5 separate regions of the Homo sapiens genome follow, and all the other regions are linked to region 1. A link is a contact called in ENCODE Hi-C or POLR2A ChIA-PET data. All regions are on one chromosome and are shown on one strand. Each heading gives the region's core, a stretch centred on a gene start or an enhancer-like site at or near the end of the contact. The rest is flanking DNA. Distances are from core to core; before and after follow the strand shown. Region 1 has its middle 52 kb from the start of SMNDC1. Region 2 has its middle 28 kb from the start of PDCD4-AS1. Region 3 overlaps RBM20 (RNA binding motif protein 20). Region 4 holds the start of ADD3 (adducin 3). Region 5 overlaps RBM20 (RNA binding motif protein 20).

Region 1 (5,561 bases), core at 2,120-4,619:
CCAATTCACCAGGGGCCCTCAGCCCCACGCCTGGCAGCCACATCATTCACCAGATGAGCCAGCCGGGCCAGCCTCATGACTGAGGGACAGCTGCCCAGGTGTTAGTAGAGGCTGCATTCCAGTGACATTCCTCCTTGGCAGAAACTTCAAAACTAGAGGGAGACATTACTCAGGCAGGCTGGTAAGGCATTCCAGGCTTTCAGACCTCAGGCTTGCAAGACAAACTTAACCTGATGGTAACATAGAGTGTAATAAGAAGCATCAACTGCACTCCTGCCCATCTTTGGCAGATGGAGTGCTGGAGAGGGCAGTAGAGCATGGAGGCTGATGGGAACCCTCATCCACTCAGGCCTTGCACGAAGCCCTTGAAGACAGAACTCTGGTTCTTTCACGAGAACGACCTAGGGACAGGCTTCCCCTCTTCCATATGCAAAGCTGCTCCCCTCCTGCTCCTTCTCTGCCTTTTGAGGAAGTCACCTGGGGTGGGGGTGGGGACTCAGTTGACCTTTCTGCCTGGTGTCTCTCCTGGTAGAATGCAGACTCTTGGAGCCTCCCTGTTATGATGGGCAGCCACGTAGAGGCTGGATCCTTCAGTTGGGGGACTTTTAGTGGCCCCTGTTGTGGACCTGACCTCACTCTTGGTCTGCAGGTACCCAAATGGGAAGGGCCCTAGGCGAGCTCATGGTGTAAGGGAGAGGGGCAGGCATATAGACAAAGCAGACAAAGTCCATGAATCGGTGGAATAGCATCATGCCTAGGAGCACAAAACCACCCTAAGGTCTAAGGGTCTTGCCACCTAGTAGCTGTGTGGTCACTGGCAAGTCACTGAACCTCTCTGTGCCCCAGCTTCCTGTAAAAATTTTGATAACTGCACCCACCTCATAGGGCAATTTTGTGAGGATTAAATGAGTTAACATGAAAAGAGCCATTTGGAACAGGGCTGGTCTGCAGCCTGTTCTGTCTCTGTGTTAGCTCTCAGCACCAAGTGCTCCAGGTGCCACAGACACGGAGTCAGGTGACCAGGAGGGACTGAAACTAGGAGTGGCAGGGCTGAGGGGTCACTATGGTGGTAAAAAAAAAGACTCCAAAAGGAAGTGGTGCTTAAACCAAGCCTTGAAATCTGAGTTGTTGACAGTGAGTGGGGGAACAGAGGGACAGAGGCTGACCCATGAGGGCAACAGGACATGGTTTGGATTCACCAGAGCCCAAGAGTGAGGTTGGGAGAGAGGGGGCTGGAGAGGGGCACAGGGGCTGATCCCAGAGGTCCATGAAGGCCAGCACGTGCTTAGAAAGGTGGCAGTGGCCCGGGGAGCGTGGCTGGGAGAGGGCAAGAGTGGAGGCAGGAGAACCAATTTGGACAGGAGGTGGCTGTGAGTCCAGAGCAGAGATGAGCGATGGTGAGGGTTGACCTGGGCAGCAAGGCACTCGGGCATTAGAAGGCTCAGGATGAGCGATGGTGAGGGTTGACCTGGGCAGCAAGGCACTCGGGCAATAGGAGGCTCAGGCCTCTGTGGCGCCAAGTGTGGCAGTGAGGCAGAGGGAGGCCTCAGGACGTGGCTCAGTCTGGCTGGTGGGACCCAGGGGATGGGCTACTTTGTTCTCAGAGAGAAGGGGCTGAGAAAAAAGAAAAAGGGGAGGCAATGGACATGCAGTGAGCACCTGTGACGTGCTAGGTGCTAGGACGGATGGTGTTCGCTTAACCCTCAAGCCATCTCTCCAAGGTGAGAATAAAAGTCCTCCCCAAACAGGAAACTGAGGCCCAGAGGGCGTCCGTGACTTGCTGAAATTCACACAGCCTGGAAGCGTGGGCTCCGGCTCTCTGACTTCTAGTTCTTCAGGCTGCCTGTTTATCTTCAGCTGTCTTCAGGCAAACCAGCCTGTGGGAGGACAGCCCCACGCCTTCGCCCGTGTGAGTGTGCCCCAGCAGAAACACTGCTGTTGAGTCAGACGATACAAACCGACATCGCCTCACGTGACTTACAGATATTTTCATTTTTGCTTACTTTTACTCGGCCAAGAACTTCAAAGGAGCATAATTCCTGGAGGATTTGTTCATCGACGTGTCACAGGAGAGCCTATGAGCAGGAAGGAAATGGGCTCAGAGACCAAAACATCTGTCCCCCGTATTTCTTGCCAGATTCCGGAGCTGAGACTCCTGGGGCTCACCTGGAGCCTGGGTTTCCCTCCACTTTGAAGGCTTGACCACCCCCGCATGGGCTGGAGCTTAAGACCATTGACCCAATCCTTCCTTTGGGGTGGGGGAAGGTGTCCACAGGAAGCATTTCCAGCACTGGGAAGGTGCCTCAGTAGCTCGACCCTATAGCAGGGCTCCTGGGAGGAGGAGAACAATTCATCAGTGCCTGCCAGGTGCTACACCGCTTATGTCTCACAGAAACACGAACGTCATTGTCTCTGTGAGGATGAAAAACCAGGGGCTCAGAGATGTTAAATAAACTGGCCCAGGTCACACAGCTAGGACGGCATTGATCCGACATTCCTACAGGTCTCGGGAGCCCCCCTCGGCCCCTCTCCAGTCCAGAGGGAGGCACTTGCTGCGCTTATAAAAGTCTTTACTTGTTTGAAGCCCAGTTCCTCTCAGGTGTTGCTTTTTTCTGTTTCTTTTCTTTTTTTAGGCCTTGGGGGTTGGGATGGGAGACCAAAGGTGGAGTTGTGCTATTTTACACAACTGACTTGGCTTGCACGTCATCTAAACACCAAGTTCCATTCTCAGAGGAAGTGAGAGGTGTCCAATTCGGTCATGCAGAACGCAGCTGGGCTGCTCGAAACGAAACAAAGCGGCTACTCCGAAGGAGGTGTTGTCCCTGGGCCGGTCCAGGTTGAGTCAGAGCAGACGCCACTCCCACGTCAAAAATACCAGGCCACTGTCCCAGGGAGCTGGGCTATTCACTGAGGTCATTTTCACCCCACTTCTGAAATCCACATTAAAGGAAAAAAGAAAAGGGAAGGGAAGGGGAAAAGGAAAGGAAAGGAAGCAGAAACCAGGATGGCGACAAGGAGAGCCACCCAGTCGGAGCAGCACCTGTGCACCTATGTGGGGTGTGCCGGGCACCTGACGGCCGCAGGTCCGGACAGTGCTTGTGCCTATCAGGCCATCTCAGCCTTGGTTATATTCAGGACCCAGGAGTGTATCTATGTTGTGTGGGGCCCAAAGACTTACAATTTGGGACACTCCTTAATAAAAAGAATACAAAAGTATGAAAACAAAATTAAGTACAAAAGTGGGTATTTACCTAGGAGGAGGGGGTGGGGAATCACAGCAAATTGCTGACACCCTACAGATTGGCCCCTTCCTTCAGCAATCTATGTAGGCAGTTTACCAGAAATGCGCACACAGCAATGCTTCCTGTTTGTCACCTGCCTTCCTTTCCCTGCCTAGAACACTCCCAGAGTCTCCCTGCTCTCTTGGGCAACGGAAGCTTGTGTCTCTTCATCTTTATGGTAAGAGCACCTCGGATGAGGCTTCTGAAAGCTGTGGGCTGGTGGACATCACCCAGGGCAGGTGTTCCTAACATTTTTGGGGTCTTGGTTGCCTTTGAGAATTGAATGAGAGTTATGGAACCTCCCCCAGAACAATGTCTACTCAAGTCTACCAAATTTTACCTACAGTTTTAGGGATTCTTAGATTCCCTAAAGCCTATCTGCAGATCCCAGATAGGGAACCGGTTACCTAGTGCGGTCCACTCATTTCACAGATGAGGCAACAAATCCCAAAGGGGTGAGCAACTTGTGCAAGGTCACCCAACTGGACTCGGATCCAGCTCTTGACTGCCTCCTTTTCTCTATTGTAACAGTTATGCCTTCAGCACTGGACAGGGAGTGGGGTCTTCAGGGGAAGGAGACCCCAAGTTAGGTCCCCTCAGAGGGTCTTTCTTATGTCTTTTCGTCTATCCTGGACACATATTTTTGCCTAGTGCAGCTCAGGGAGGGCAGGATGATGGCTTTGAAATACAAACACAGACAGGAAAAAAAGACTCCCACAACATGTGAGTATAAATGCAATAAGAAACATAAAGGAGAGAGAGAGAAAGCAAGAGAAGTTGTAAGCAAATAATATGCAAAGCTCCTGAGAAAGAACTTGGGCTGCTCTGTTTGGTAGCTGGAGACCTGGGGCCTGGGGAAATCCCAGAAAAAGTCAAATCTGATTGGGCCCTAGCTGAGGCCCTGTCCTCTCGCTTCGCTCTCTCCCTTCCTACCCACCTTGGTTTGGGGTCCGCTTGGTGCCCCAAGCTGTGTGCTTTGCAGGTGTGACTGCTTCTTCCTGCACAGCTTCTCCCTCCCCCAGCCTCAGCATCCCCCCCGCCCCGCGACCCCAAAGCTGCACAGCTGTCTGGATGCTTCCTCTGAGCCCCAACAAACTTAGATCTCCTGGTACCACCCCCCCCCCCTTGGCACCTGGCTCTTCTTTTTCATGGCATATAGAATCACTTACAGTTTTGTATTTATTTGTTTCAGGTCCATGTGCTTCTGTGAGACCTTAAGCTCTGTGTGAGCAGGGCCTAGGTCCTTGGTGCCTTTGGCCTGGCATGTGGAGGCTGTCTCCCATCCCTTGCTGATTTAAACAAATGGTGGCATCTGGAGGTTTGGATCAGGGCATAGGAATAAATGCCCGCTGGGCCACTCATTCCTGAAATCCTGTCCAGGCCTGAGTGCAACTGGGAGCTTGCTTAAGCCTTTAGCCTGTAGGCACAAACGGTAGATGAGCAGGTGGTCAGTGCAGTGAATGGGCCCAGATCCTCAGAGCGGAGCCACCAGCCAAGCAGGCGCAGACCTCCAGGGCTCCTCTGTGTATCTTTAAAGTGGGTTCTGGATGCTCCCTCCTTTTCTCAAGAGCCTGTCTCTGAGTTGTGAGGCTCCCTCAAATTCCCAGTTGGCTGGCTCACCAGCGGTCATGCCAGGGGCTGTCAGCCAAGGTCGTGAGTAGATGGCTGAGATGGGCATCCTCTGAGGGCTGCACACATCAGTAATGAGGAAGAAGCTCTGAAACAGCGCCCTCTCCTGTCCGCTGGACTCGCCTCCAGATAATGGAGCTGTCTTGAGGGAACAGCCTGTCGTTCATACTCCGTATTTTCCCTTTCATTCCATTTAGTGTAGGGTAGAGTGTATTCTTTTTCTTTTTTTCAACTTGACACCCATGACTCCGTGACAGATCGCCATCTGTCATGTGTGTGTGACTACCTCCCTACTAAGGGCCAGGGAGCCCTGATCAAGTATTCTTTCTTCTTCCTCTGTTTCTTCTCAGTGTTGGGTTGCTGGGGTGGGGAGGGGAAGGATTTATGTGATAAAGAAGCCTGAGGTACAACCTCAGTTGTACCTCAGTTTCTCTCCTCCCAGGCTTGCTGCCCGGGGAGCAGGGGCTGTAGAAGGAGAGCACTGTTACCAACTGTAGCCAAATTCACCTTAACAGTTTCTCACCCCGCCCTTGTCTCATCCACCCCCCCAGCAACTAGGAGCCAGATCTGACCACAGATACCCAGGGATGGGCGGGGGGGCCAGGGCCAGGTGAGTTCATCCCAGCAGGTGGGTGCCTGCTCCAGCCTGCC
Region 2 (5,561 bases), core at 847-3,346, 490 kb before region 1:
CTACTGCAGAGGCAAATCTATAAACAGATAACAAGGAAACATGATAAGGGCTATAAAAGAGGGGCCTCTTGGGAGGCCAAGGCTGGCAGATCACGAGATCAGGAGATCGAGACCATCCTGGCTAAAATGGTGAAACCCCGTCTCTACTAAAAATACAAAAAATTAGCCAGGCGTGGTGGCGGGCACCTGTGGTCCCAGCTACTCGGGAGGCTGAGGCAGGAGAATGGCGTGAACCCGGGAGGCGGAGCTTGCAGTGAGCCAAGATGGCACCACTGCACTCCAGCCTGGGTGACAGAGTGAGACTCCGCCTCAAAAAAAAAAGAAAAAAAAAAAAGAGGGGCCTTTGTGTGTGTGTCTGGGCTAGGGGTACAAAGTGTTCTGGGACACAGTGGGGGACCAGCAATACCTGCAGGGAGGTCAGAGAAGTCAAGGAAGGCTTCGTAAAGAAGACAACACCTAAGTAGAATGTTAAAAAAAAAAAGTCGTAGTTTCCAGGTAGACAGAAAGGGCCAAAAGGTATTCCTAGCAGTGGGAAAACCATTTACAAAATCAAGGAGCTGGAAGGGGCCTATTTGGGAACCCCCGAGGCACTGAGCATAGCTGAACCACAAATGGAGGCTGTGGGGGTGAGAAGGTGGGTGGAGAGGAGGCAAGATTAAGTAGGGTCGGTGGAGGGCCAAGCTAAGCCATACGAGGAGCCCAGGAGACAAAAACCACAGAGACCAGGCTGGCCGACCCCAAGCAAGCCTGCCTCATGGGTAGGCTCCCCTGCTGGGGGCAGGAGGATGGTAATAAGGACCATAGCTCCCCACAGGCCCATGTGGGAGATTCAGGTAGAGAAGTGACCACCCCCCACCTTGTGATTGACAGCAAGTCTCCACTCTTATTTTCTTCCCAAAAACCTCTGGCACGCACAAGGCACACATCAAATGCACAGATGGGAAAACCGAAGCAACAGAAGGTAAACATTTGCCTACATCTCAGAATGAGTTCATTGTGGATTTGACCCAGGAACTCAAGGTCCTGATTCCCAGCATGGAGATCTGTCCCTGAGCCAGAAAGCTCTGTTCTTCCTAGGCTTGCATACAGTGATGGTGAGAGATCTCACGGGCAAACGGGGCACACCTTTTGCACCCCTCCTCCCTAGGCCGCTCCTTATCAGACAGGTTTGAGGGGAAGTTCCCAAACTGCCAGAGAGAATCAGCACTTCCCAGTCAGGCTTTGTTCCCTCCTGGCTGTGGTCATCCGTTTGGGGTAACCCCAAAGAATAAATGCTGGAGAGGTTTATTTCCCCCAACAATCCAAAGAGCAGGGGCCCCACCCTAGAGCTCTCTATTGTCAGGTGGGTGTGGCAGGGCACTCAGGTAGTAGAGATGATGGTGGCCTCCTCCTTGGCCTGTGAACACTGGTTCCTGGAAGTTCAGCCACTTAACAGAGAAATTTGAAAAACAGAGCTTGAAAATAAACCCAAACAAAAATTCATGAACTCCAGCCAGCATACTCACTCTCAGGTGGCTGGGCAGGTGTGAGCAAGGATCAGGCCTTCGGACACTGGGAGGTGTTGCCCCAACATCAGGAACCAGTTCACACAGACCAGAAGCCATCCCAGTGTCCCCGCTCCCACTATGCTCTTCTCCAATGTTGGGCTGTGAGCTCCCTAAGGATTTTTCCAACACCTCTCAGTACCTCTGTACTGTCCCTCAGGAGAATTATTCCAGAATATAGAGTCAAGTAGAACAATCTCCCCAGATAACCTGGAATGCTCTCTCCAGCCTAAGGACAGAGCATGTTTTTTTTTTTTTTCTTTCTGCCTTGGCTCCCAGGAGGCTTCTAGTCACATCTCTTGCTGTATGAGCCCTTACAGACCATATATTTGCTGCCTCCAACTTTCTTCAATCCTTGTTTATAATTTTTTGTTGTCTTAATCTGGACACATGGCATCATGTATGTGCAACATCTCTACTCCATGTTGGAAACAGGTGGCAGGCAAGTCAACAATCTAGTTTCACTCAGGAAGGAGAGGTCACAAGTGCAATCCGGCTAGCATTTTGGGGCTGTGGGAAATCCCCTTTTGATCACTCCCCTTTGTCCCCAAGTCCCCTGAGAGCAGAAAGCAAGCTGCTTCTCTTTCTTCTCCTCCCTGAAACAGGAGGAACTTGAGCAGCCCCCGGGGCCCTCCTTCCTCTCTTGCCCTCAGACTCAGCTCCCCTGGAATATTCTCCCAAGTGAGAAGAAGGAAGAAACAGTATTTCTCTGGGTATAGTGCTGTGGGTGGAGGCCTTTCTTTACTTTCCAGGGAGGAGAGGTACTGGAGAAATCAGTTTCTGGAATTTAACAATCAGGAATTCAGCCATAGGTAACTGCAGTATTGCTAAATTAGACTTTCTAATTTATCCAAGCAGCTCTGGGCAGACCCAGAGTCTAGAGGCTTTAGGGAGAGGCAGGAACAGGAGGTAGGCAGTGGAGAATAGTGGCTAAGAGTGTGGTTTGACAGTCATGTGGACCTGGGTTTGAATCCCAACTCTGCCACTTACTGGTCGTCTGACCCTTGACAAACCACTTTGTCTCTCGGAGCCTCATTTTCCATCTATGAAATGGGGAGAATAACAGTACCTGCTTCTCCAGTTGTGAAGAGGCCAAGAGACAGTGCCCCTATGGAGTACACTAAGTGTGCCATGCAGGGGGACTCAGGAATCAGCAGGGCCGAGCTGACAGCAGTAGTGTCTTGTGGAAGAGGGAGAGAAAGTGTGTGTGACCCCAGAGTTCCTCGCTGACAGCAACGCGGCCCTGGGCAGTGGCCCTGTTCCTTGTTTCTCCTCTGAGTAAGGATTGCTGACTCCACACAGCTCTCTGTCTTCAGCAGCAGGGCTTCCATCAGATCTCGAGGAGCTGTTTAATAACCACAACACTTCCAGCCATTAACAAAGATAAAGACAGCATTGGAAAATTGACTTTTGCCTGAGCACAGTAAGTACGAACCCAACTAAAAATCATAACACATGCTCCCAAACCCAGTTCGATGACTGTGACACGCTCCCACCCCCATCCTTCGCCGCCTCCCCCACCCACCAGCTGCCACCAGCCCCTTCTGCCATGGCCATGCTGGTCTCCTTTTCTCTGCCTCCTACTGTCAAGCCTTTTTCACACTAAAGTGCCCCTACCTTCAATGGCCCTACCACCCAGTAAAATAAATGCTGCTTCTATTCCAGGAGCTACTGGGGAAGTCCCTGGTTGACATCTAGGGCAGTGTTTCTCTAAGTGTCATCGGTGGACTGCACCTGCATTGAATTACCCCCCAGGCTTGCTAAGATGCAAATGCCTGGGTCCTCCCCGTGACCTAATGAGTCAGAATCTCCATGGGGGCGCCAGGAATATGCATTTTTAGCAAGCTCACCAGGTGCGGCTGATGCACCCAAAGCATGAGAATCCATGATTTCTCTTGAGTCCCTTGCTGAGTGCCAAAGTCCAGCTAGGACCAGACCTGGAAAATTCACACGATAATGTAATCGAAATATCATAAACTCTCCAAGTAGCCCCAGCAAGACTCAAGGGATCTGGATTCTAGTCTTGGCCCTATACCAATAAGCTGTGTTGCCTCAAACAAGTCACCTCTCTTCTCTGGGCCTGTTTTCTGGCTTGTAAAAGGAAGAGCAGAGGCTTGGGGGTCTCTGGGGCCATCCTGCTCCAACATGCTTGGAATTTCACTCAGGATAGGCACCTTTATATGACTGCCATTGTGGGAAAAGAGAATGGGGAGTTGACAGGGTTGAGCCCAGATGTCCAACCACTGCCTAAGAGGGCAGTTAACAGTTGCTGTTGCCAGGTTTGATGGTTCATGCCTGTAATCCCAACATTTTGGGAGGCTGAGGTGGGTGGATTGCTTGAGCCCAGGAGTTTGAAACTAGCCTGGGCAACATAGTGAAACCCTATCTCTACAAAAAAAAGTTAGCCAGAGGTGGTGGCACATGCCTGTAGTCCCAGCTATTTGGGAGGCTGAAGCAGGAGGATGGCTTGGATCCAGGAAATAGAGGCTATAGCAAGCTGAGATCGCGTGCCACTGCCCTCCAGCCTGGGTGATAGAGTGAGAGCCTGTCTCAAACAAACAAACAAAGAAAAGAAAGCAAGGTTAGTATCCAAGTGCCCTGACCTAGTAGGGCATTATGAGGAGGAATCCCAGTGTCTAGGCTGTGGCAGAGTCAGGCAGGGGCAGTCTGGAGTTGATCCCTGGGGATAGGTGTGGTACAGGGAGTAGGTCTGAGTGTCAGAGGTCCAGCCTGGTGGACTGGCTCAGAACCAGGCTCTAGGGCCCACAGAGATATCAGAGAGCAAATGGGAACACCCAGGCTTGGGGGAACAACTGCAACTCGAGGGAAGGGGGTGTCCCTGGCTGGGTGTCTGCATTGCACAACTCCAGGGGGTGCCATCCTATAGGATACAATGTGGATGCCCTCTCTAGAGTTGTGCCACATAGAACAACATGCTAGGACTAGGCACCAGGGGCACCCCCAAGCATCCTGGATCCTGTACTTAGGGCAGCAGAACCAGTCTAGGCCCATTCACTGCTTTGGCCATCTGGGGCATAGATAGCAGTTGCAGAAAAGGAGGTTTCCCTACTCCTCCTGGTTGGAAACTGGAGGCCTGAGCTTGGTCCACCATGGCCACAGGAGGTGGGGGTGGGGCGCAGACAGCAACAGGCTCAGCAGGAACTTTCCTCAGACCTGCAATCTGTTCCCAGGAATTGCAGGCGGCCCCCTCACTTTGCCCTCTGGGTCCAGGCTGCCCAGCCCCTCCCTGTTGACTCAGGAGCACTGCCAACAAAAGGGAAGGGCCCAGAGAAGGTTCCGGGCCATTCAAAGGACTGGCCAACTGGGCCTAGAAGACTGGCATTGTTTTGCTAGAAGAAATGGTTGAGAAACAACTTAAGAACCCCTGAAATTTGGAGGGCTGCTGTCCAGATTGCAAAAACAAACAAGATTCGGTGACTTGCAGCACACCAAGTGCTTCCACCAGCAATTATCTTAACCCTGAAGCAACCCTGGGAGGCGATTCATTTTTTTTTTTTTTTTTTTTTTGAGACTGAGTCTTGCTCTGTCACCCAGACTGGAGTGCGGTGGTGCAATCTCGGCTCACTGCAACCTCCGCCTCCTGGGTTCAAGCGATTCTCCTGCCTCAGCCTCCTGAGTAGCTGGGACTACAGGTGCGCACCACCACGCCCAGCTAATTTTTGTATTTTTAATAGAGACAGGGTTTCACCGTGTTGGCCAGGATGGTCTCGATCTCCTGACCTTGTGATCCACCCACCTTGGCCTCCCAAAGTGCTGGGATTACAGGCATGAGCCACCACACCCGGAGCAAGTAATACTCTTATCTTCTTTTACACCCAAGGAAGCGGGCCTTAGGAAGTCATGGGCTAACAGGGGCAGGGCCAGACCTCTGCCTGTGCCTGCTATTTCCACTACAGCACTGACCACCAGATATTCATCTTCACAGGGAATGGAACTTACAGAAATGGCCTAACCCTGGTGCAGGACGCTGGGTGGCAAAGCTAGGAGTTTATAAGA
Region 3 (5,561 bases), core at 1,789-4,288, 420 kb before region 1:
TTGCAAACAAGCCTTGGGGGTCCCTGGGTGACCCAGCACAAATTCAACAGCAGCAGAATGGGGAGCGACCAATGTCTATGTAGGCAAGAATACGGAAGGAAGAGGAGAATGGATGGTCAAGAGTCTGATGATAGATTTTGACTTGTGTAGTATTAAGTAGCTGAGCTTTAGAAAAGCAATTAAGCTTAACTCAAAACCGTGGCCACACAGGGCCAACTCTTCCTCCCAGGTTTGTCCATCATACAGCCTGTTCTTGCTAACAAGGCGATAATGAGGTGCCAAGTTGGTTTCCATGACCAGAGTAAGACAAGGTTGGTTTTGTTTTTCCCAGAGAAGTCAGCTCTATTTTCTAAAATTGCATTCTGGGCAGGAGGGAGCTCTTAGTAGAGATTCCCCTTTGCCACTGAAAGGACACGTGAGGAAGGGCTTTCCAACTAGGAAAGCCAGCCATGCTGGGTATTTGCAGGTCAGCCATGGGAAACCTGTCCTTTTCAGAGTATGGCCCAGGTTACAGACGTTAACCCATTCAGATTCCTCAAAAAATAAGAAAACTAACCAGGTTTTCTTCTTAATTTTTGCTTTGACTAGGAAATTTTCATCATTCCCAACTTTAGTCAACCTTGAGTAGAAGTGATTTCACATGAATCATCAGAGCTGAGCACCTGCTTTCATCCAAACACCCTAGACAAAGAAGAAAAAACACATCATACTATTTTTAAAGCCCTAAAATTCTTAGCCTGCAATAGTTAATAACCTGAAATTGAGGTGCATATAGTAGTGATCATATTTCTGAACCAAAAATTGGGGTGCATGATCTGACACCCCTGGAAGCTGGAACTGATGTCTCCTGCTGTCTTCCCACTCCTTAGTTTGTCACTTTTATATCACTCAGCACATCCTGTGCCTTGGGTTAAAAATAATTGCGTGCGTGCCTTTCTACTCCACCAGACATAAGTTCCACAAGAGAAAGGAGTGTGTCTTGGAGAATCTTGTATTTCCTCAGCACACTGCCTCCCACTTTATGGGCACAAAGTAATTGCCGTGAACAAAATGAAGAAGGAAGATAAGGGGTATGGCTCATCAGAATCTGGTGGCTTTGAGGCAATATGGACACCTCTTTTATGAGTACCCAATTCTGTGGAGAAAAACCCACAAACAGCTCAAAAAGGACAATCTAAATACACCCAAGAAGCAAATAAAACTAAACCTACAAGCAGGTACAAAGTCACCTTCCTAGGTCACTATCTACAATTTCCCACTCCAATGCAGGAGCTTCAGTACACTCTTTCTCTGTCTAAGTTCAGGTTTTTAAATTGAGTGGATAATCCCTGCAGTAGGCTGAATAATAAAAATGTTCACATTCTAACCCACAGAGGCTGTGAATATGTTATCTTACATGGTAAAGGGGACTTTGCAGACATGATTGAATTAAAGATCTTGATTATCTGAATTTCTGAATTTAATTTGGTATGCCCAATGTAATCACAAGAGTCCTTCTAAGACGGAAGCAGGAGGATCAGAGTCAGCGAGAAGATATAAGGATGGAAACAGAAGTCAGAGAGGAGAGAAGATGCTTTGCTGCTGGCTTTGAAGATGGAGGAAGGGGCCATGAGCCAAAGAAATGCAGGAAGCCTCTTAGAAACTAGAAAAGACCAGGAAACAGATTGTCCCTTAGAGCCTCCAGAAGGAACTAACACCTTGACCGTAGTCCAGTGAGGCTGGTTTTGGACTTATGGCCTCCAGAACTGTAAGATAATACATGTATGTTATTATAAGCCATTAAATTTGTGGCAATTTGTTACAGCAGCAATAGAAAACCAACACAATTCCCAAGACAATTAGATGCAAAAGTGGCTTCCACTAGAGAGGCGGTGGTAGGTGTAGGGGCTGACTGGACCTTGCTGGTATGAATTGATCCCCCCAGAGTACAGACCATCTGACCAAACATCCAAAGACCCTCTGGGAATGTAGTCAGGGGCCAATTCTGCACAAATAGGGGCCCAAGCAACGTGTCTCAGACCTGGCCAGTCCAAGAACCACATCCCTCTGGCAACAGTGATTGGCTCATGGGGGAACACTCTCGGATACTTTGTTAGAGCTATCAGGCATGATTCTCTGTCATGCCATGGTTGCTAAATTGTTGTTAAGCCATCACTTAATGACAGCCTGCTTGAGAATAAAGCCAACTCAGAAGATGCTGGCCTGAAGACAGAGGTACAGGCAGCTCCTTGATGACTTCCTAGGAATGCCTTGAGCCAGCTTCTCCTGAATCCACCCTGTACTTTGCTGGACATGAAGCAATGCATTTCCTTTATTTGCTTAAAGAAAGCCAACCTACGTAAACCACGGGCATTTAACCATCTTTTAAAGACGGTTCCTGTCTGTGGCCCACATTGACTTGAAGGTTCCTGGTCACCCTCCAGTTTCCTCTGCAGGAGTGGACTGACTGTGAGGACCCAGTAGTTGGAGCTACAGGGTCACTATCATCATCATAGGGAGAAAAGAGGATTAGAAGATAAGGAGTGGGCAACTGCTGAGAGAGGAGGCAGCAGGCATGGGGATGGGATTTGAGGGATCCAAGAGAGTCTTAACATCTGGTTGGTGAACCAGGACTTAAAGGGCTGTGGAATAACAAGGACACAGCTGAAGTGCAGTAGAGTGAATGTGCGTAGATGTATCAGCAGGCTCTCTCCTGGTAATGTCCAGCCATCCAGAAGCAGGAGCCAAGAACCACAGCCCAGAGCATGGTAGTGCCTAAACTCATGCACCGGCCACATCTGCAATAAGCACAATATCTTCCAAGATAACCAGTTCAGGAATTTAAATTCACTTCCAGTGCAACTGGCTGAGTGGTGAATGCGCCATTTCTTCTTTTGTGCTAAAATATAGAAAGTAATCGAGGTGAGAGGGCTGATGACCAGGCAAGAAAATATTTTCTAGGTATGACCACACTATAAAGGTGTGGCCAAATAAATGCAACGCTGAAGGTCAGATCTTTAGAGCAGAGTTGAGAATTTATGATCTTTCCATGTCTTTATGACACATTCTGCTAGTGTCAACACAGGAGAGACTTAAAGCAAAGAGAGGATTAATGTCAACTTAACTAACAAGAACTACATTATAGTTTTCCTTCCTTCTGAACCATTTTTCTTTAAAACATTCCTTATTTATGGTATTTTGGTGGGAATTTCTTTTTAATATTTATCTTTCCTAGATCAAAAATTCTCAACTCTGCTATAATGCTTTCAGAAGCTAGGTCAGAATATGAACTAGAGAGGGACATTCCTGAATGTCAGGTTACAAAGGTGACAATGACAACACAACAGTCATATTGGGGCTAAAGTTCAAACTCTAGCTAGTGATCACACTTTAAGAGTGAGCTGAGGCCTTACAGACAATTTAGTTTAACTCACTCATTCTACAGACAAAAACAAAACAAAACAAACAAAAAGAAAACAACAAAAAACAAACAAACAAAAAACCGCAAAAGCCAATGAAGTTGGCGTCCTCTGTGAAACCGCCTAAGTCACACACCGAGACAGAGAAGAGCTGGGACTGGAATGCAGGCTGCCTCTGTCCTCAGGGCTGATGGAGGTAGCTGTGGTCGGATACACGCCTATCAACATATACCAGATGAATTCTCTCTTTGCAAGGAGAAGATGAGGCCACACACCTTTTGGATAGTGCTCTTTCTTGATAACAATAGGGCTGCTGGGTCTTCACTAGCTTGGCCTCTGTGACTAATTTCGAGACTACTGGGTCAATGCTGCTATTCTGTGTTTGGGCCTTAGCCATGACATTACCATATGATGATTCATATCACCATGACACCTCTTGGAATGATTCATAACAGCAATATAATCCTATCATCTCTCTTTTGTTTTGTGTTTTTCAGTTGGTGTGTTAATGAGTGTTCTCACTTCATTAGCTGTCTCATCTCCAGAACAGCCATATGGACAGCTAAGTCAAATATGACCATTTCCAGTCTATAGTAAGAAGACTGAGACCAAGAAAGATCAGATGAACCGTGTGAGGTCATCCAGTGAATAAGGGACTTGACTGGGACTTGAAGGAGGGTTTTTAAACTGTAAGGCCAATATTCTATCCTCTGTTTACACGTTCATTAAAGGGAGCTCCAAAAACCACATTTCTGGGCCTACTTCCTTTGGGCCAGTTAAACATGAGTTTGGGTTAGTTAAACATGAGTTTAACTAACATGTTTGGTATCAGATCCCCGGGCTTTCAGTCCACTGTGCTCCGTACGTCGCTTATCAGGCAGAGCACAGTCTCAGAACCAGGGGACTATGCAGTCACAATGGGGCAGCTGGTGGGTTTAGAACTGACACGAGAGGCCTGCCTTTCATGCTGGACTTATTAGAACGGCTCAAAACCTGCCAAAGAGAACTGATCCTGCAGCAAATGCAGAGAAAATGATACACATTCTGCTAGTGTCATCACAGGAAAGACTTAAAGCAGAGGATTAATGTCAACTTAACTAACGAGTCCCATAGTATAGTTTTCTTTCCATCCTTCTGAACCATTTTTATTTCTTTGAAAATATTCTTTATTTTTATAAAATGAGGGTATGGTATTATAGGTGAGAATTTATTTTTAATATCCATATTTGGTTTTTTTTGAAAATTTTAAAATACAGAAATATGAAGAGGAAAACAAACACTTATGAATTCAGTGCCCATTATCCAAAATGAATAAATGCTACTGTAATGGTCATTTTGCTTCAAAATTTTTTAATAAAAGAATATTTGACAGATAAAGCTGAAGCCCCCTTTGAGACTCTGCTAAGTTCAATCCCACCTTCATCTCCCCAGTGACATCCACATGTGGTGTGTCTATCTGTCTGTGTATCTGCCTGTATCTATATATAGAAAAAAAGCAGGAAAATAAGGGATTTTTCCACATGTGTGCATTTATAAAATAGTGCCTAGGACTGATATCAACAAAATTTCTCCTTAAGAACAAATGCATAACCTACCAAGTTTCCTCTAACACACTGAAGACTGAGAATAGCGCAATGGAGTGCAAAATCAGGAAGCTAGAAATCAGAAGACCTGGGCCTGGCCCAACAGCCCTTATTCACTCCCTGTGGGATCCTAGGTCAGTTAGTTTCCCTGGATCTCAGGGAGTTCTTTTTTTTGTAAAATGAGAAAGCTGGATGAAAGGATCTCTAAGGTCCCTTCACCTTTGAAATCTGATAACTCTAAGGTTTAATTTCCTCATCTGTCAAATGGAGATCGTAATGTCTGTTCCACTCACTGTAAAGATCAAACGTGATGTGCAGGTGCTCTGGAAAATATGATAATTATATTAACTATCATTATCATTGCTCACAAATTCAGCTATTTCTGCACCTGGCCACTCCTGGGAGTGCTTTTAAAGAAACCATTGTTATATATACAGTCATGTGCTGCTTAACAATAGAGACATGTCTTGAGAAATGTGTTGTTAGGCAATTTTGTCATGCGAACATCATAGAGTGTACATACACACCTAGGCTATATGATATACCCTATTGCTCCTAGGCTACAAACTTGCACAGCATG
Region 4 (5,561 bases), core at 895-3,394, 350 kb after region 1:
TCTGGTTTTACAAAGGCCAGATCTACACTTTAAACATAATTAGGCAGAATTCACATTCATGCCAGCATAATATTGAAGAAAGGGGTGAGACAGCAAAGTGTGTAATTTTCTCCCTTTCAGTCAATGCTTGAAACTTACATTACGAAAATACTATCCTTCTATCATGCAAAATATTTCCCAAGTGTCATATGATCAACTATGTCAAATGTTCACCAAACATTTCCTGATATCATATATGTAAAATGTAGCAATACATTGAATGTCTCATAACCAACTATCTCAAGAACTCCTTCAAATTATGTTTAACATTCAAAATAGATACACCCGTTTCTTCTTTAAAAACTATTACCAACATGCCAGCACTTCTGGGCACCTTAAGTGTTATCACAGACTGAACTCTTCAGAAAGATGAAGAGTTAAATGTAGCTGCCTTTATTTTATCCTGGTCCTCCTTCCATAAAGTTAATCTGCTCCATTTAAGCAAAGGAAAATAAGTTATAATGCAAGTACAATATAATGGAGACTTCGATATAAAAACTTTCTACAAATGCTCCATTTATAATGTTCCAGTTATTTATAGGGTTAAGTAACTTAACCCTATAAATGGGTTGGTCCCATAACTTAATTACACAAATATTTTTAACAGTCAAGTATTTAACTTGAAAACGACAAATTGCACTGTACTCTTATTTTTTCAATCTTTAAAAACACTCTCACTAGGAGTCTTCTAAAGCCAAAATTAGGAACGTACCCTGCACTATGTAGTCAGAAGCCATTCCAAGAAAAGCAACCATTTAATACTGCTAAATCTAAAATGCTACATAATTTAACGTAAACTTGCACGCACGTGTATGTAGCTAGTCCCATACCCCAGAATCTTATCAATTCCTTCCCCAAACTTGCATATAATCCTCCCTCAAAGCCTCTTGGCTAAGTTAAATTCCTTAACACTCTACCAGGTTAATTGCAACAGCACATGTGCCAAGGAAATTAGTGGTTTTCCTTGCGCTCCCATTTTCAACCGGCACCTACTTGCAATTAAATCTCTGCAACAAAAAAGTTCACCTGAAGCCGTTCTTGCCATTTTAAAAGAGGCCCAGATTATGCTACCTGTCTGTGGTCTTGCCTAAGCTATAATAGCCTACCTCCAAAGAGGCTGGACGTGCCCCAAACACCAGCACACCAGACCTGCTGCCAACTTCGCTTGTCACCCCTAGCAGGAAGCTCAACCTAACATGTATACGTTTGTAGGGGCGGTGTGTTTGTGTGTGTCTGTGTTGGGGGGTGGGGAAGCGGATTATAGGAGAAAGGTGACTGAACACTTTCAACTTGTAACAAAAAAAATTTTTTTTAAATGAGGAGAAAAACAACTAAAACCAACATTCGCTCCCTTTCCTCCACCTTTTCTAAGCGCAGGAACCTCTCACTCCCCTGGAGCGCACCTTCAGGGCTTAAGGTCCCCGGGGTCACCTAAGCTTCAGCCAGTAACTGATTTTGGTACTCCCCGCCTTCCTAGGGAAAACCAGCAGACGCGCGAAGCGTCGGGCCCACCCGGCGGCGCCGCAGGCCGTGCACCGCCACCCCCGGACCCTCCCCCGCAGGTACGCTCCCCTCTGGCCTGGCCGTGGTCCCCACTCCCGCCCCGGAAAAGGGTTCACCTGAGGCCGCAGGGACAGCCAATGAGAAGTCCCCTTGGCCCCGCCAGCCGCCGCTCCCTACCCCCGCGCGACCCCCAGTAGCGTCCCCAGTGCTAGCCCCCGCGCGGGTGCCCGCGTCCCGGCCCGGAAGAGAGGCGGGACGACGGCGCGTCCTCTCCCCGCAAGATTACCTCGCAGCGCGTAGCCGGCTTTGTGTTTCCCCTCCCTCCTTCTCGGCAGCCGCCCGGGCTGCAGCAGCCGCCGGATCCGCCGCTGCGGCCGCCTCTTAAGCGCCGCAGAGCCCCAGAGGGTAGGGCGGGAGAAGGGGAGGGGGCTTGAGGAGGGAGGGACCTGTACGCCGAGCCCTGTGCAGCAGGAAGCGGCGACACCTGGGATGCCGACGCCTCTGGCGCTTGCTCTGTGTTTTAAAAAATCTAATTTAAACCCCTCTTCTTTCCCTCCCGCCCCTCACACTGGCGACCGTTACGGGCTGGCGGCTCGCGCTCTGGCGGGACTAGCCGAGCGCCCCTCGAGCGTCCCTTGGTCCCGCCCCCTAACGCCCCGCCCCTAGGTCCCCAAGCGCCCCCCCCGGTCACGCCCCCAAGGTCCGCCCCTCGCAGCCCCCTACGCCTCTGGCCCCGCCTCTTGGGCTCCGAAGCCTCCCGGCCCCGCCTCCTCAAGACCTCGCCTCTGGCAGCCCCGAGCTCTCTCTGGCCCCGCCCCGAGCGCCCCTCGGGAGTCCTGGTCCCGCCCCCGCAGCCCCCTCCGCGCCCTCAAGCTCTAAGTCCGTGAAGCCGCAGCGGTGGGGGCCTGCAGGCCCGGCAGCCGGGAGGGCCTGGTTCGGGGCGGCTGCCTGGCGCCTTTTCAACGTCCTCTTCTGACTGTGCAGCTCGAATCCGCGGCGTCCCCGGAGGGCCAGAGGGGGAAACGACCCCGATAGAAACCCGACCGCGAAGGGGAGGAGGGGCGCCTCGGAAATGTCTCCCGCCCTAAATGAGCGAGCCCCCTACTCCTACTCCCGAGGCTGAGCCGCCGCTTTGAGTCAGCCTCGGCCGCCCACGCTGGCTGCTGGGGCTGTAGGAGGCCACTGCAAAGGTTCAACCTCCGCACGCCCCCCGTGGGGCCTGGACTTTGCTCTCAGCACAGCTGCCTTCGCGGGCGCCTAGTCCCCACAACCCCTGCTTCACCTCCACATAGGGGGAGGACAGGGGCTCTCGCTTCTGCTTCATTTGGACCCCTCGAGAGTCTTCACTCCCGCTTTGGCTCCCGGCCTCTGAACCTTATGAGAGCTCACTTCTTTGAGGCGAAAAGTCGAGGCATCGCCAAGAACCTTCAAAATGAATGCGGGGCCGGGCAAACTTTGCAACACGCAATTGCAGGGCTGTGGATCCATCCACAGGTGACACCGGGCCTCCCACCCCCCTCGCCCAGACATGTTTCTCATCCCAACCTATTCTTGAAATAGACCTCCCAGCGGTGCACACTTTTCTCTGCCACCCACGACTTCCACGTCCCTCCTGCACCAGTACACTTGCAAGCACACCCCTCCGAGCGCCATTCTAATGATTCATGGTCCCTTGGGCCAACCCCACCCTAACACACACAACAAACTTCGTTCCCCACCCTTATCCCCCTTCGTTTCCAAGGCACTGGCGACAATCCACTTCATTTCCTTTCCTCATCTGCAGACTCGTCCCCCTCAAATACCTCACGCCATCCGCCTCATCTTCATCCCCCCCCTCCTCCCTAAAAATGTGCTAATTAAAATGTAGTTTCCTCTTCCCACATATGAAGTGTGGAAAATGAATCTTGTCTTGACACAAACTGTGATGCATTTATCGTTTTCTCTCTCCACTGGACTAAGGCTGTAGAAATTTTAGTCTACCACCATCTCCCATTTGCTCAAAAAATCCAACCATGCCTTATTATTTTTAAATACTCTTAACGAATCGTGGGGAAGGCTGCCTAGTTTGAGGAAGAAAATTGTTTAGAAAATGCTCAGCCTGACATTTTATTTGGTATTTAAAAATATCTGCAGTATTTGAGAGAGATATTGGGAGTGGCTGGATATTTTCTTGCATTTAAAAAGCAAAAAAATGAAAAGCTTTGCATGCATCAAGGTTAGCCTTTTTATGAATAGCAAAAAAAGTATCCTAAGGGCACCTATCAGAATATAGTCCTCACTATATTTTGCTAGTCGCAAATCTGGACACCCCCACCACCACCAAAGGAAGACAAATTAACATAATCCATTTTAAGCATGTCTGATGAACAGTCTTTTCCATGATCATTCCTTTTCTCACAGTTTCTGGACAAAATAGCTAGATAGATCTCCTTACCCACCGAAGATCCAAAGCTTCCTTCTAACAAGGGTAGTAGACGTACGTGTCTGTGTCTTCTGTTCTCTAGGTGTGGATTCTGCAATGCTGCACAGAAACCTACTGCAGCCTCAGACCAACAGCAGCAGCAGCAGCGGCGGCGGCGGCAGCAGCAGCAGCAGCATTAGCAGCAGCAGCTTCTCTCAATGCTGAGTAGTAAGTGTTTGACTTAGTAAACTCTACAATTACCATTAGGCGCTTGCTTATGAGAGGAGGCGGAATCTTTCTTAAAGGAATGGGTTTTGTTTTTCCTCTCTAGTATTGCTTCATAAGAGGCAGAGAGGATGGAATCAGGGAGTTTTGTGGACTGAGTAAATGAGTACAGCTGTGGGAGGTCAAGGTTAAAATTAACTGGGTGGTTGAGGAATGGAGGCAATGATTTTAGTGTAAGTCAATGAAATGCTAGAAGCACCAGTTTTAAAGAGCCCTGCTAATTTCAAACATTGGGGTAATGGCAAAATAAAGTTGTATGCCTTGAAACTGATTAGTAATTTGTGCTAATATTTAATTTAATTTAATATTTGTGCTAATATTCAACATCGTACTAAAATAATAACTATATAAAGGAAAGCTATTTAGTATTTAATATAAGAATAAAAAGAAAAATGAATTAAAACTCGTTTATGTGACTAGAAGCAATGGATTCAAGTCCTACCTATAAGCATACTTGGAACTTCAGTGAATACCAGTATTAGAAAATATATTGTTGACAGGTTTCAATGTGTGCTCATGTGATATAAAAAATCACAATATTGCCGGGCGTGGTGGCTCACGCCTGTAATCCCAGCACTTTGGGAGGCTGAGGCAGGTAGATCACGAGGTCAGGAGTTCAAGACCAGCCTGGCCAAGATGGTGAAATCCCGTCTCTACTAAAAATACAAAAATTAGCCGGGCGTGGTGGCAGGCGCCTGTAATCCCAGCTACTTAGGAGGCTGAGGCAGAGAATTGCTTGAACCCGGGAGGCGGAGCTTGCAGTGAGCCAAGATCGCGCCACTGCACTCCAGCCTGGGTGACAGAGCAAGACTCCATCTCAAAAAAAAATAAAATAAAATTACAGTATTATGTATAGAAAAAACAAAATATATCTAAAATAATTTTTGGATAATAGCACAGTATTAATGCTATTTCAGTGGCAATTCAAAGGTCAGCAAAATTAAGAAACACAAGTGGATTGACTGACTCTAAGTGCATATGAATCTGCTATTTACACTATTAAAATGTGTCGTGTCCACCTGAGAATCTGCATTATAACCTTACATTTTATCTTTATATTACTTGATTTAAGCACTTACCAGTTATGTTTTTTTCTCTATAAGTAAATGAAGAGGTGTGATCTCAAAATATGAATAGAAAGAAATAAAGGAAATATTCTGCCTTTAATTTTCTTTGCACAGCTTTTGTTAATGATGTACCTGTGTGATCTTGAACAAGTAAATAACCTTATTTGGTTCTTAGTTCCCTATTTTGTAAAGTGAGGAAGTTGGATTGAAATTTCCCAGGGTCTGGCCGGTCATGGTGGCTCATGCCTGTAATCCCAGCACTTTGG
Region 5 (5,561 bases), core at 1,467-3,966, 300 kb before region 1:
GTACAAATTACATCAGTATCCACTTATTTCCATTAGCATTAAAATGGACATTAAAAGCACTGCAACTCAAGAGATGGAATGTCTCTTATAGAGTTAAATGGGAAGTAGCTGACCCATGGATCAAGTCCTATGAAGTCAGGACTAGAAAAATCCAGAGGCTCTAGATAATATCTATGGGGTGATACAACGCAAACATATTTGCAAGGCTGTTTGATATAAACTGTGTGTCCAAACTCATGCATTCTAAAGTGATCCACATATTTCATTACAATTGCTCCTTAAATATTTAATCAAATTAAAAGACAAAGCCACCAGATGAAAGTCTGTTGGAACATAGATATTCAGAGGGTCTCATGGTAGCACCTCTGCAGACAACTTACTACTTATCACAAACAGAAAAATGTCTGTCTACAATGGAGCAATCCGGTGGCCGCCATGTTAAACAAGGGGTCAAACTCTTAGCCTATCTTTGCCAAAATGTTTAACCTGGATCTGGTCATGAAGAAACAACAGTCACAGCCATATCATGGTTCATTCTCCAAGACAACTAGCCTGTAATCTTCAGTATTGGAAAGTAGAAAGAGGTGGGTATACTTGGTAGATTAAAAAGAAGAAATGGCTGGTGCAGTGGCTCATGCCTGTAATCCCAGCACTTTGGGAGGCTGAGGCAGGAGGATTGCTCAAGTCCAGGAGTTCGAGACCAACCTGGGCAACATGGTGAAACCCCATCTCTACAAAAAATACAAAAATTAGGAGAGCGTGGTGGTGCACGTCTACAGTACCAGCTACTTGGAAGGTTGAGGTGGGAGATTGCTTGAGCCAGGGAGGTCAAGGCTGCAGTGAGCTGTGATTGCACCCTGTACTCCAGCCTCAGTGACAGAGTGAGACCCTGTCTCAAAAAAAGAGAAAGACATTATAAACAAATGCAAAAAAAAAAAAATCAGCTATATGAGAGATTATCTGACAAATGAAAGTTAAAAACCTAGTGTTTATTAGAAAAAAATTAAATAAGACTAATTTCCTGAGCTATGATAACAAAATTATAGTTATGCAAATTACTTTCAAATAGTTCAGGAAAAGAAAAAGCAAGAGAGAGCACACTCAAGGGCAAGCAAGAATGCAAATATAGTCCCCGCAAAGCAAGGTTTACTTTTTAAAAATACAGTCCAAATTATATCCTTGGTTGAAACAAATTTGAAGCAGAGTGGGAATTGGGGTGGCAGAAATAATAATGGGCATTCCTATAACTGGCTTGGGAGTAAGAAGTAAAATGTGTTTTGTTTCCTTTAAATATTAGTTATGCTTTTACATCTCAAAAGGTTCATCTTTAAACCACAGCTTGAAGGTGTTAAGAGGACGTTTCTGGGTATGAAAGGAAGGTAGGTACTGGGTTTTTCCTCTATTAAGGATCTGGGGAAAAAGAGTAACCTTGAACAAAGAAGAGCAGAGAAGAAAATGTGATGGTTGGCTTCTGTTTGGCAGGAAGGAACAGAGCATGAGATGCCCAGGAGAGACCCAGTCTACTGCCACTCCCATAAAAGTCCCGTGTGGGTGGGTGAGCAGGATGGGGTGAGAGGAGATAACACAACCAAGGATGCTTTTCTCAACCCTCTTAGGGGAAGTGAGTAGACTAAGGCTGGTACATACACGGTTAATTTATGAATGCCTCCATTTCTCTCTCCTCCATTCCCAGGATGACAAAATGGTGGCTTAGCAGAAAATATAAGACAGAAATACAGGGATTCTCATCACAGCCTGATGACTCCCTCGCTGTGTGACCTTCAACAATTCACTTGACTTCTCTGATGCTCATTTGTCTTACCTAGAAAAACAGGAAGGCTGGGCTAAAACAGCTCTCAGCTACCTTCCAGGACTAAAATGTAAGATGCTAAAGGGCAGCTCAGTCTTCAAGACAGTGCAATACCAATGTGAAATGTCTACTCCTTCTGTTGCTGTTTTTAAAAATGAAATACTCGCAGGTACAGACGGTTAGGAAAAGAAATAGATAAAGAAAAAAATAGTTTTATTGTTTTCTTTTATTGTAAAAGTAATACATGCTCACTGAATTTTAAAAAAATAGACCATATTAAAAAGGAAGAAAAAAAGACAAACCAGTCTAATTGCCCCACCCAGAGTTAGAACTACTGTTAATGTTCTTTACATTTGTTCTTCAGATGTTTTTTAAGGCTGGCAGGCACCAGCACACACTCATACACATCTTTTCAAAAACAAACATGAGATCTTTGCATACATGCTGTTTGTAATTTTTTTAGTTAATATTATATGGTTCTCCTTCCATATCAATCAATGCAAAATAGCAGCATCATTCTAATGGCTGAGTAGTACATGACCTTATACCTACACATGGTTTATGTTTCCAACTGAGAAACATTTAAGTGGTTTCTAATTTTCACTTTTCTAGACAGTGTTGAAATAAATATGCTTATGTTCATCCTCATGTATGTACATATTTGAAGACTTTAAATCAAGATTTAATCACAGACTTCTCTCTCTTTTTATGCAGAAGGTTAAAATATTGATCATTTCAAATACCAAATAAAGTTTCTCCACAACTCTGCTATTGCCAGCGCAGGAGGATGCAGCACTGGCCCCACAGCGCCCACATCCTGGCTCTGGAAACACTCGGTCTCCTGATTCAGTGAGGCTACACGGAAGCATGAGGCCCAGCTTTGGGACAACTATGACATCTGCAAGGCTGCAAAGAGGTTTTAGGGCGAGCTCCAGGCTGGTCTCTGCGGCCAACTGACTGTGCGTCACGGTTCAGGAGTCCCTGCAGTAGCCACAGCCGTGCTCCTGTAAAACGTTTGTGGGTCCTATGTTTACATTCTCTGACTCTGAAACCATCGATGTCACCAAACACACTCCTGTTGGCCTGTGTTTAACACAATCCAATTCAGACACATGAAAATTATTATCTCTGTCTCCCAAGCTGAAAGTGCTACTTTCAGTTTGTTAAAGTAAATGTTAAAGTACTTACTTTAACATTCCAAAAAATTATTCTTATACCAAAAACATTTTTAGAGATTGAAGAACAGTATAAAACCTTTTCCTGTTCACTGACATTAGTGTTTATTTTTCTGACTTTTAAAATTATGTCACTGATCCAAATATTCTTTGTGAATGCTAGAGAAAGTATTTCATTCTCTTTTTGTGGTTATTGTTGTATTCATGGGTGATCAGTGTCACAAATATGTACCTGTGTCCATGGCTAAATTTAATTGATGTGGGACATATTCCGTATCAGGTGATGGAGGAAGTAGATGGAGGGAGGCATTCTACATTGGGTATCACTCCACAATTTTGCTAAGATTTGCACAAGAGCCACCTAATTTTATTCTTGGAAGAAACTGCAATTGATCATTTCCAATCCCTGGAGAGGCTAGATTAGAAAGGTTAATTGGCTTGTCCAGGTCACTGACTCCCAGTCCAGAGTTTTTTCCTCTGTGGCACTCCTCGACAGAAGCCCAGTAATTAACTTAGAGCAAAGATGCTCATTTTACACCTGAAAATATCAGACTGATCTTAAATCATTCTGTTCAATAATTAATTCAAAATAAACCAAAGGAGGAGATTTAGTGAAACCAATGCATCTTTAAAATATATATTACCTAGTCTACTCCTGACACTGGAGGGCAGGTTGAAGGGCAGGCCTAACAAAACTTAAAAACATATTCGGGAAGGAGTCCACAGACAAGTTGCAAAACCAAAAAGTATTTAAGATGTCCAGACAGCAGCAATTGGAGGTTTCCAGGTTTGGGTCAGAGTGGGAAGTGGTAACTGAGAACTGATGGGTCATTAGTGTGATCAAGAGAAAGCAGGTGCAAAGAAAAGGCAGAAGCAAGTGGCCCTGGTACAGCCTTAAAGCAAATACCACATTAAAGAAGGCAAAATTGGCGTGGAAACTATCTTCATGGGGTGATAACCACTCCCAAACACATGCATGACCCCCCTGCCTTTTGTTTCTGAACACATGGAAAGATTGATTTGTCCAACTGAGCTGTGAGTTATGAACACATCCTCATGCAAGTTGCTTAACTGCTCCCTTTTTGCCCATAAAGTACATCAGCACCAATATGTGCCATCTCCCCTACAGATCTGCTGTCAGCAAGTTGGAAAAGTTGCCTTAGAAACCATCAGGGGACTTACTTATCTTATAAAATCCATCAGGAGCTGTGGGGAAGAGGAAGATCAATCAACTTGACTGTAACTTCCACCGCGGTAAAGAGTTTATCATATTAAATGGATATATGCAACATATCCAAAACACACACAAGTTATTTGGGGGGAGGGGTCCTTCTCACTTTCACTTCCTCCCCCAACAGCTGGCAGTGATAACTTCTCCCCACACTTGCTGTGTGTAAACTTTGAAGACTAAAATCTTGTACAGCTCTTTAGTTGGGTGGAATTTAAACAGTGACCACCCATGGAGCCAGTCAAACTATCAGCTCACCAACAATACCCCCGTGGTGGTGTTGCAAACCAAATTCACATTCCTGATTCAAAAACATGTCTTCTTAATTAGGATCAGAATCTGCCAGTCTACTCACTGGTGGGAACATGCAGTATTAGGCATCCAGGATAACACGCATATTCTCAAGATCCAGCCAGGTTCTTTAAACAGAAAGGGAACTGCCGTGTGCTCCTTTCTGCAAACCACTAATTACCATCTTTGCCATGATTCTGTAATATGGATCATTTTACTTAATGCAAAACTTTTCAACACTCTAAACGCAGCTACCAGTCACTCACACTAGCTGCAGATCCACAGCAATTTTCCCTGTTAAAATATACCAAATAATATCATTTAGACCATCCCCAATTAAATAATCACTGTGGCAGGAAATAAAAATCAGATTAAGTAGGATTTTGTGGTGTAGGAGACCATTCAAGCTTTTGTCTGGCAGGGAGACCAGGACAGATGAAGGGAGAGGGGTGTCCTACTTCTGAACTTCTCTTTTGGGTTTTAACTCCAGTATCTCAAGCTTCCTCAATTCTTACTTTCCATATTTAGTTCAGTCCATTTTAATTTCTATCCCTTGATTAAACCCCAGTTCCCAACATTTTGTGTATTCTTGTTTATCAAACCTGTGAATTGAGCTATATCAATTTGTTCACTTGAGGACCGGCTGTTGTGGGCGGGGAAGAATATTAGTTTAAACTGGAGTCAAGAACTTAAAGCCACAAAAATAAATAAATAAATATATAAATAAATAAATAAATCAGAAGGAAAGAAAGAAACTGGATAATGTGGAATCATTTCACTGTGAGTCAATCCTGGTTGGTTTTTTTCTGCCCCCTGGTGACTATTAGGACTGGCAAAGAGATCTTAACAGATCAGAGTTCACATTCCAATGGACAGATTTGGGCTTTTTAAATTATTAATTAGATAAACTGCGAAGGAGGTAGCAAAAGAATACATGGATAGAAAAATAAAAAGGGTGATCAAATTCTTCTTCTTCTTCTTTTCCCCCCTACAGCACTGGCATTAGAACAGCTCTGTGTGCACCATATGCATAGTCCTTTACTGTGACTAATGGGAA

What was found. Hi-C counts contacts between places; a loop is a spot of excess contacts on that map. ChIA-PET counts read pairs that join two places held with the same protein, here RNA polymerase II (POLR2A). Pooled maps may share reads with other maps.
Region 2: a map with no recorded cell type shows a loop between it and region 1 (24-fold over the local background). The contact joins two enhancer-like sites. A Hi-C loop is called at or near these places in 19 of 37 single-sample maps with no recorded cell type and 5 of 50 pooled maps. POLR2A ChIA-PET finds 5 or more read pairs at or near these places in 3 of 52 experiments (GM10248, OCI-LY7 and activated B cell).
Region 3: a map with no recorded cell type shows a loop between it and region 1 (13-fold over the local background). The contact joins two enhancer-like sites. A Hi-C loop is called at or near these places in 5 of 37 single-sample maps with no recorded cell type and 9 of 50 pooled maps.
Region 4: a loop to region 1 is called in a map with no recorded cell type, with 6 times the contacts of the local background. The contact joins the promoter of ADD3 here to the enhancer-like site in region 1. A Hi-C loop is called at or near these places in 1 of 37 single-sample maps with no recorded cell type and 11 of 50 pooled maps. POLR2A ChIA-PET finds 5 or more read pairs at or near these places in 1 of 52 experiments (activated T-cell).
Region 5: a pooled map shows a loop between it and region 1 (1.8-fold over the local background). The contact joins two enhancer-like sites. A Hi-C loop is called at or near these places in 1 of 50 pooled maps. POLR2A ChIA-PET finds 5 or more read pairs at or near these places in 2 of 52 experiments (OCI-LY7 and activated naive CD8-positive, alpha-beta T cell).

What each region holds. Positions count from the first base shown.
Region 1 is chr10:110,353,944-110,359,504 of GRCh38, reverse strand. No RefSeq gene overlaps it. Among named protein-coding and RNA genes, the nearest start is that of SMNDC1, 52 kb to the right of the region's middle. RefSeq lists enhancers at 1,948-1,997, 2,018-2,117, 1,687-2,886, 2,478-2,937, 3,988-4,037 and 1 more. Within about 2 kb of position 3,369, at least 18 of the 41 ENCODE cell types and tissues checked have a DNase peak (open chromatin) inside an H3K27ac peak, as active enhancers do; they include OCI-LY7, where a contact is called at or near this core.
Region 2 is chr10:110,839,731-110,845,291 of GRCh38, reverse strand. No RefSeq gene overlaps it. Among named protein-coding and RNA genes, the nearest start is that of PDCD4-AS1, 28 kb to the left of the region's middle. RefSeq lists enhancers at 1,395-1,554, 1,915-1,964, 2,115-2,174, 2,185-2,254, 2,325-2,384 and 2 more. Within about 2 kb of position 2,096, at least 10 of the 41 ENCODE cell types and tissues checked have a DNase peak (open chromatin) inside an H3K27ac peak, as active enhancers do; they include OCI-LY7, where a contact is called at or near this core.
Region 3 is chr10:110,772,573-110,778,133 of GRCh38, reverse strand. The region is part of intron 1 of RBM20 (RNA binding motif protein 20); the gene reads right to left. Among named protein-coding and RNA genes, the nearest start is that of PDCD4-AS1, 96 kb to the left of the region's middle. RefSeq lists enhancers at 3,372-3,561, 2,452-3,651. Within about 2 kb of position 3,038, at least 4 of the 41 ENCODE cell types and tissues checked have a DNase peak (open chromatin) inside an H3K27ac peak, as active enhancers do.
Region 4 is chr10:110,004,567-110,010,127 of GRCh38, reverse strand. It overlaps ADD3 (adducin 3), which reads right to left and starts at 2,144. Exons shown (of 15, transcript NM_016824.5): 1 at 1,829-2,144. It overlaps ADD3-AS1 (ADD3 antisense RNA 1), which reads left to right and starts at 1,747. Exons shown (of 5, transcript NR_038943.1): 1 at 1,747-1,947; 2 at 4,047-4,171. RefSeq lists silencers at 1,412-1,821, 2,132-2,561 and enhancers at 2,390-2,943, 2,944-3,499.
Region 5 is chr10:110,648,911-110,654,471 of GRCh38, reverse strand. All of the region lies in intron 1 of RBM20 (RNA binding motif protein 20), which reads right to left. Among named protein-coding and RNA genes, the nearest start is that of RBM20, 7.4 kb to the right of the region's middle. RefSeq lists enhancers at 2,238-2,737, 2,738-3,239. Within about 2 kb of position 2,716, at least 6 of the 41 ENCODE cell types and tissues checked have a DNase peak (open chromatin) inside an H3K27ac peak, as active enhancers do; they include OCI-LY7, where a contact is called at or near this core.